Regions from separate parts of the Homo sapiens genome. Here region 1 is linked to region 2. Evidence: chromatin loops called from intact Hi-C (ENCODE). Cell type or tissue: Calu3. All regions are shown on one strand. Each heading gives the region's core, and the rest is flanking DNA. Links, peaks and the distances in the headings are about the cores only.

What was found. Peaks named below come from ENCODE experiments on the same cell type or tissue, not always from the same donor. Only the 100,000 strongest peaks of a DNase experiment are listed, where the experiment ranks them.
Region 1: it touches region 2 in a loop (10-fold over the local background); 1 of 110 quality-filtered maps calls a loop at or near these places.

What each region holds. Positions count from the first base shown.
Region 1 is chr13:98,048,644-98,053,036 of GRCh38, forward strand. No RefSeq gene overlaps it. Among named protein-coding and RNA genes, the nearest start is that of FARP1, 92 kb to the right of the region's middle. In Calu3, for the core only: no CTCF peak of the experiment used is centred there; a DNase peak (open chromatin) is centred at 1,628.
Region 2 is chr13:98,212,646-98,217,038 of GRCh38, forward strand. It overlaps FARP1 (FERM, ARH/RhoGEF and pleckstrin domain protein 1), which reads left to right. Exons shown (of 27, transcript NM_005766.4): 2 at 575-768. The coding sequence starts at 598. Among named protein-coding and RNA genes, the nearest start is that of MIR3170, 6.3 kb to the left of the region's middle. In Calu3, for the core only: no CTCF peak of the experiment used is centred there; a DNase peak (open chromatin) is centred at 2,266.

The DNA.
Region 1 (4,393 bases), core at 81-4,080, 160 kb before region 2:
CGACAATGTTTCAGCAGGAGAACTTCCAGATTTTCTGGGGTTTTCAAGTCATGCAATTCAAGGGGGATTTTTTTTAAATAAAATACAAAAATATATTGCCTTTGCAAATTTTACAAAAACTGATGACAGGGGAACACATTGGCAGGGGCCTTGGAAAGAACTCCTGCTGGGAGGGACCCCTGACGCTTATGTTCCACAGGCTTTAGTGTAAATGCACCCTGACTTTTGAGGACCTACTATGTGCTAAATATTTTCACGTGTTCTTTCATTAAACTCTCCCAACAATCTTGTGATGGTATTAGCACCTCCATGTTTTCCGGGTGTTGAGAAAATTACTCGCTTTTTTTTTTTCACTTTCTCTTCTTCTTTATACTTTATGTGTTATTTGAATTTTCTTTCTTTTTTTTTTTTTGTTTTTTAATAGACACTGGGTCTTAGTATGTTGCCCACACTGGTCTCAAACTCCTGGACTCAAGCCGCAGCCTCCTGGACCCAGCTCAGCCTCCCAAAGTGCTGGGATTACAGGTGTGAGCCACTGTGCCTGGCAATATATCTGTTGTTTGTTTGTTTGTTTGTTTGTTGTTGTTTTTTGAGATAGGGTCTCACTTTGTCACCCAGGCTGGAGTAGCTTGGCACGATCCCGGTTTACTGCAGCCTCAACTTTCCCAGGCTTAGGTGATTCTCCTGCCTCAGCCTCACGAGTAGCTGGGACTACAGGCCTGCGCCACCACGCCTGGCTAATTTTTGTGTTTTTAGTAGAGATGGGGTTTCACCATGTTGGCCAAGCTGGTCTCTACTCCTGACCTCAAGTGATCCACCTGCCTTGGCCTCCCACAGTGCTGGGATTACAGGTGTGAGCCATTGTGCCCTGCCTGCATTTAGCTTTTTTTTTTTTTTTTTTTTTTTTTAGATGGAGTCCTGCTCTGTCACCCAGGCAGGAGTCCAGTGGCACAATCTCAGCTCACCACAATCTCCACCTCCTAGATTCAAGCAATTCTCCTGCCTCAGCCTCCTGAGTAGCTCGGACTACAGGCGTCTGCCACCACACCCAACTAATTTTTTGTATTTTTAGTAGAGATGGAGTTTCACCGTGTTGGCCAGGTTGGTGTCAGACTCCTGACCTCAAGTGATCCACCCACCTTGCCCTCCCAAAGTGTTGGGACCCCACCCAGCTGCATTTAACTTTTTATTATAGAAAATTTCAAAGACTCCCCAAAATAGAGAATTCAAAGACTCCCCCAAATAGAGAAAAGAGGCTAATGAACCCCTGTGTAACTGCCACCCAGATTCCACAATTATCAACATTCTGCCACTTTGTTTTATTTTCCCGTCACTTTTTCTTGAGTATTCAAAAGCAAATCCCAGACATGAAACTTTTACTTGTAATACTTTAGTACATCGCACCATTAAAGAGTCATTCTTGAGAGGTTGCTTTTCTTCTTTGAGGATAAATATTTACCAATTAGTGGCAAAAGGTGATCACCAAAAACAAACACAAGATACAAAGTGAAGCCTTGACATACAGACAGATCAAATCTGTGTTGGACTGTGACTCTGGCAGGATGTTTATTTAAGCATCAAATGCCGTCTTCCGTGACTACTGCATGCTGGCACTGTGCCAGGTCCTGGGAGCCAGAAGACAGACAAGTCACTGCCCATGTCGAGTGGACAGCATGGAGGACTTGGTAGAGAAGGACCATGAAGACATGAGCAGCTGCCATAGAGCAACTAAAGACACGCACGATGGACAGAAAAAGCCTGTAAGCCTGTAAGGTCACACAGCTAGCAGCAGATGAGTGGGGCAAGGCTAGGAAACACCATCCCACACCCCATTACCAATTTGGTGCTTGGGAATCAGAGAGGGCATTGGCACCTGGAAGGCAAAGGATTTCCCTCTGCTCAGGGCTGTGCATGATCCAGAATGATGTAATCCAAGAGTAGACCCAGATCCAAAATGGAGCTTTCACGTAAATTAGGCTCGAGAGGATTGCTAATGTGGATGTTGTTGTTGTTACAGAGTCTCGCTCTGTCACCCTGGCTGGAGTGCAGTGGCGCAATCTCAGCTTACGGCAACCTCCACCTCCCGGGTTCAAGCGATTCTCCCGCCTCAGCCTCCCTAGTAGCTGGGATTACAGGTGCATGCACCACCACGCCTGGCTAATTTTTGTGTTTTTTAGTAGAGATAGGGTTTCGCTATATTGGCCATGCTGGTCTTGAACTCCTGGCCTCAGGTGATCCGCCCACCTCGACCTCCCAAAGTGTTGGGATTACAGGCATGAGCCACCAACCCCAGCCAATTTTCGTTTGTTTGTTTTGTTTTTTGATTTCTTTCTTTCTTTCTTTCTTTTTTTTTTTTTGAGACAGAGTCTCACTCTGTCGCCCAGGCTGGAGTGCAGTGGTGCCATCTCAGGTCACTGCAACCCCCGCCTCCCAGGTTCAAGTGATTCTCACACCTCAGCCTCCTGAGTAGCTGGGATTACAGGCATGTGCCACCATGCCCAGCTAATTTTTGTATTTTTAGTAGAGTCGGGGTTTTGCTAGATTGCCCAGGTTGGTCTCAAACTCCCGGGCTTAAGCAGTCCACCCGCCTCTGCCTCCCAAAGTATTGGGATTACAGGCGTGAGCCACTGTGCCTGGCCTGTTCTTTAAAAAATACACACATTCAGCCCAGTGTGGTGGCTCATGCCTATAATCCCAGTACTTTGGAAGGCGAATGTGGGTGGATTACCTGAAATCAGGAATTCAAGACTAGCCTGGCCAATGATGGCCAACATGGTGAAACCCCGTCTCTACTAAAAATATGAAAATCAGCCAGGTGTGGTGGTGCACACCTGTAATCCCAGCTACTTGGGAGGCTGAGTCAGGAGAATTGCTCGAACCCAGGAGGCGAAGTTTACAGTGAACCAAGATTGCGCCACTGCACTCCAGCCTGGACAACAGAGGCTCTGTCTCAAAAAAAAAAAAAAAATACACACATTCCAAGCACTGCACCATACACATGCAAAAATATACTATGTCATTCATTATATAGGATTTTAAGCAATTGCCACAGCCGGGCCAGGCACGGTGGCTCACGCCTGTAATCTTAGCACTTTGGGAGGCCGAGGTGGGCAGATCACCTGAGGCTGGGAGTTCGAGACCAGCCTGACCAACATGTAGAAACCCCATATCTACTAAAAAATACAAAAATTTGCCAGATGTGGTGGCACATGCCTGTAATCCCAGCTACTTGGGAGGCTGGGGCAGGAGAATCACTTGAACTCGGGAGGCGGAGGTTACAGTGAACCGAGATCACGCCATTGCACTCCAGCCTGGGCAACAAGAGCGAAACTCCGTCTCAAAAAAAAAACAAGAAAGAAAGGAAGAAAGAAATTGCCACAGCCACCCCAACACCCCAACCTTCAGCAACCACCACCCTAATCAGTCAGCAGCCATCAACATCGAGGCAAGACCTTCCACCAGAAAAAGAAAATTATGACTTGCTAAAAGCTCAGATGGTCATTAGCATTTTTTAGCCATAAAGTATTTTTAATTAACTCATTTCCTGTTTAGAAAAAAAAAATTGCAGCTCTCCGTCAGTGCTCATTTAATTTGACATAAACATACTCTTTAAGGCTAAAGCAAATCTGACTGATTTTCAACATGAAAATAAAATATAAAAACTATTCTTGGATTTATTTTTAAACAGAACTTGTCTCCAATCCTAATGTAACAGAAATGTATATAAAATATAAAATAAAATATACAAAATATTTTTGGATTTATTTTGGATCCACCTGCCTCGGCCTCCCGAAGTGCTGGGATTACAGGTGTGACCCACTGCACCTGGCCGTATTTTCTTCTTTTTTGCATGAAATTTAGCATTCTACACGTAATCTTTTACTCTTTGATTTTTCTACTTGACAATATGTCCTGGAAGTTACTCCCTACCAGTTCATAGCTTCCTCTCTCTTTTTCACAGCTGTATAGTACTCCTTATGTAACCTACTATACTCAACTGCTCCCCTATGGATGGGCACTTAGGTTGTTTCTGATGCTTTGCAATTACAAACAATGCTACAGTGAATAATCGTGTGCGTATGTATTTTCACATTGTTGGAGGTATATCTGCAGTGTGGGTTCCTAGGAGTGGAGTTGCTGGATTGCTGGGTCAAAAAAGTAGAAGTGCATATGTAGTTTTGTCAGATACTGTCAGGTTCCTCTCCAGAAGGAGAATGCCTGAGTGCAGGCCCACCAGCAATATGTAAGAGTCCCTGTTTCTCCACAACCTTGATAATAGAATATGTTGCTACATTTTAAAATTTTTATCACTTGGATAGCTAAGAAGTAATATGTCAGTGTTATTTTAATTTGAGTGAATTTGGACATTTTTTCATATGTTTCAGGGAAAATT
Region 2 (4,393 bases), core at 168-4,167:
TTATTAGGTGGTTATTGTAATAGAAATAGACACTAGAAACCAAGAAAAATGACCCTACTCTCTGTTGCCTCTGTATGAGTGTATGTCTGCGAGTGTATGTCTATTTCCTCAACCAGATTATTAGCCCGAGCTCTGCAGTGCGCGTTTTACCTGTTTATCTTTAGAATACCCACAGTACTTAGCATGTAACTATGTCCATAAAGGTAATTAATGGATGCTAATGATATGGTTTAGGCACTGTTTATCATCTTCCCACCAGACTTCAATGTGTAAAAAGTAGTGCCTAGCCTAGCTCATTGTAGACACTGAATAATTAAGAACAGACTGTAAAACGAGAAAGGAATAAAATATGCAACAATATGCAAAATTATTCAAAAGAATAAAGTATGCAAAAAGTATTTGCATGCCTTGAGTGCTTAAAGGTGACTTTGTGAGTGAACCGATGCCTCCCTATATGTGATTCCTGTGCAGGGGATGGAGCCCCCTGCCCACCTGGGTGGGGTTCAAGGTGGCACACAGCTTGGGTGGTAGTCTCCTATTCTGATGTGTTTTTCTTTCTCACTGCTTCCTGCAGATATTCTCTAAGCCGCTTTCATCATGGGAGAAATAGAGCAGAGGCCGACCCCAGGATCACGACTGGGGGCCCCGGAAAATTCGGGGATCAGTACCTTGGAACGTGGACAGAAGCCGCCCCCAACACCTTCAGGAAAACTCGTGTCCATCAAAATCCAGATGCTGGATGACACCCAGGAGGCATTTGAAGTTCCAGTAAGTTGGGGGCTTATCTGTAACCCAGGAGTGTGGTAGGGGACAGCCTTTGGTGTGAGGAGGTTCGGCTCATTCCCATGGCCAGTGACATGAGGCGGCTGGAGGTCCTGCATGTTCAGCACCTCCCTCCCCGCCCCCCAATGGCCCCGCTGACCCGTTCTGGTTTCGAGCTCTCCAGTGTCTAGATTTATGCTTGAACCACCCACATAGTGATGTCAGTGGCCTCGGCACTTGAATTTTACTATGAACTTTCATTCAAATATATATATGTAATCTAAGTGCATATGTATATGTTATGTATATATATGTAACTGGAGGGAAGAGTGGTCTTGTGGCTGGATCCCAGTTTAATTTACTGGTCATAGACAATTCCTCTCTCACATTGGTGCTTGTGCGTGTGTGTTTGTGGCAGGGGGGCTGTCGAACTCAAGTCCCGGTTACTGGCAAGAACAGTCCCGAGAGCATCATTAAAGAGCCACGTGTGTTTTCATGTGAGGGAATCAGGAGAGCCTGTGCATGCAACCCCACAGGGCAGGTGTGGGAGTATCGAAAAGCCTCCTTCCGAGCCTGCCATATGGCAGCCCTAGAGATGGGGAGGCCCTGCCACCGCAGGGCCCTGGACAGAGCAGCCTGGGGGCCGGAGGTGTCACAGGAGGAGCCGGCAGCCTGGGCCCCTCAGCAGCTGGAGCCGTTGGAGCCGCTGGAACCTCTGGTGCTCCTCACTTCTGCTGTTCTTCTCCGAGCCCCTGCCTGGCCTCTCCCAGCCTCCTCCTCAGATCGCTCCTGCGGGAGGATGAGAAGCTGCCGCCTGCTTCGTGCAGCTGGTGCACATCTTATTCCCGGCAGGAGAGGAAGTGGGAGTGTCTGGCTGGCTAAGCAGCAGGCCCACTCCCTCTCATCGGCTCAGTCCAGAGAACTCTTAACACTCCTCGGATCTAGTATTTTGGGTTTTCTGTCTGGAGTATCAAATACCATGTCTAATATTGTTTGTGGAGGAGGAAGATAACTCTTGAATTCCAAGCAGCCAACTTACAAACAAACTCTGGGAGCACACCTGTTTTTAACATAGAGATGATCTGTGTGTCATTCCTGTTGGCTAGAGGGGCTGGAATTTAGTAGTCGGCATTAACGTTGGTAACCCATCATTTAATCACTTATGGGATATGAGTCAGCGAATTATATTTATTTCAAAGAACATTGCTCAGAGCACATGAACTAACATTAAATGTCTCAGGAAAAGATAAACTCAGAACAGCTATGCTTAAAACCACCAATTTATTGCGCACTGCAAACAACCTTTGTGTTTTCTGATTTTCTTGTGGAATTTGTATCTTTCAAGGACTTGGGACAGCTTTGTATTTTGGTGAACAAAGCTATTGCTCATCTGCTAAAATCATAGACTGTTGAGGAGAGCCCCTGCCATGCAGTTAGAATTGGGCCTCCTGGCACACGTGGTCCGTATGTGCGCCACCTCACCCACTTTTTTGTCTTTGTTGCCAGACTGGTTCAGTGAGGTGTTTCGTTTCAGTGTTTCCTGTTGAGCACTGTGAAGGACTTCTGAGCCCAGGTTTCTAGCACACACATTCTATTACACGGTGTTTCTGAGTGGGTTGGACTGTGGAACTGGCAAATGCTGCTCTTGTGTGCACTCACTCCAGGGATCGTTGGACTGTGCTCACCTGCAGTTCTTCTTGAAACCAAAGAAAGTCAAGACCCCATTCCTAGCTACTATTTAGCAGCTATCCAGGAACTCCCTGCCCAAGAAGTAGTAATAGAAATGTGTTTTTATCTTTTAAAATGATTTTTCTTCATAATTTCTGATGGCTTATGCTTTGCATTTATAAGCCCTTTGTCTGGAAGGAACCTTTCTCATGCTCTCTAATAAACTCCTGTGCATTCTTAAAAGCCCTATCAGTTTTACCTGGATGCCTACTCTCTCAAGCAGGGCTTTTTCTTCCTTCCTGCAGACCACTTTACTCATATACCTGTCAGATGCACAAGGGAGCCTGGGTTCAAATCCCAGCATCTCCTACTGAGAGTTGTGCAGCGTGAACAAGTTATTTAACCTGTCTGTATCGATAAAATGAGGCTAATAATAAACTCGACTTTATACTATATGAGAATAAAAAAAGAGGTGACACAAAGTGTTTGGAGCAATTCTTGACATGTAGTAAGAGCTTAACTAAATAGTAGTAATGACATGCACGTCCAACTGCCTGCCTGTTCTGTCTATATCCCCAGCATCTAGCATGGCACCTGGCATATAGTAGCTGCTAATTAAATGTTTGCTGACTGTTAGAGTGAGTGTGAGTTTATTTTACAAGTAGAATTAATGCCATTGTTCGTTTTCACATGTCTCCTCCATTCATATTTTTCTTTTTCTCTTTTTTTTTTTTGAGACGGAGTCTTGCTGTGTCTCTAGGCTGAAGTGCAGTGGTGCGATCTCAGCTCATTGCAAACTCCTCCACCTGGGTTTAAGCGATTCTTCTGCCTCAGCCTCCCAAGTAGCTGGTACGATAGGTGCCTGCCACCACACCCAGCCAATTTTTGTGTTTTTAGTAGAGACGGGCTTTTACCATGTTGACCAGGATGGTCTTGATCTCCTGACCTCGTGATCCGTCCGCCTTGGCCTCCCAAAGTGCTGGGATTACAGGTGGGAGCCATCACACCTGGCCATATTTTAATTTTTCTAGTTTGGTCAGAATCTTTCTCTTAACCTCTGGGAAACAGATGTATTCCTTAACTGGCTGTAGAAAGTCACATATCAGCATTTTTATTGGTGGAGCTGATTCTGAGTCAGTACCTCATGCTGTTTAAGAGCAGCCACGGCCAGGCCAGCAGCAGCTGAAAGGCATGGGGGCTGGCTGTGATGGCCCAGTCATCAGGGATTGGGAGGAAGGTGACTACAGGGTTGTGAGAGACTCAGCTCCCCAGTCTTGCTTTAAAACCTTGCTGTGAAACTTTTTGCTGGGAATTCAAGGCCAAGTGTCTGACCCTGGAAACGTCCTTTGATGGAGTGCCCCAAGTGAATGACTTCTCATGGCTCAGTCACATTTGCCACGCAGCTGAGCTGGGCACGTGGCCAGAAGTCCCTGCAGTTTCCTTTGGGGATGACTGGTGTCTTTCCCTGGGGGTTGAATTTCCTGGGCCTTTGCTTATTAATTTTATTTTAAAATACGGAATTATAGGCAAAGCAGTCATTTAAAATGCAAATCCCCTAAACACTTCCTGGAACAAAGAACCACACCATCTTCTCCATGGTGTCTCCGTCCTTCTTTGTACCCTAAAAAAATTATTATTAAAGAGATCTACCTTTTGGGAGGCTTTGGCAGTTAGCTCCACGATCTTTTCCATTCTGTAGCTGTTTCCACAAGCACCTCTGTGGTTGAACTTGGACTGTCTTTTTAGGTATTTCCTCTGCAGAGTGGAAAGTTCAAGCGCAGTATTTATAGTAAATTCTTGCATGGTGTTTTTTCATCTTTATGTGGAAAACACCGTGCAAATAAGCTTCAGCCTGTGGTTTATGATATATGCAGCTTTCTCTTCCAACCAGAGGTTATGAAACAGAGTGACTCTTGGGCATCTGAAAGGGTTAATAAGGTGCCCCTATGCCCGCCCAGGCCAT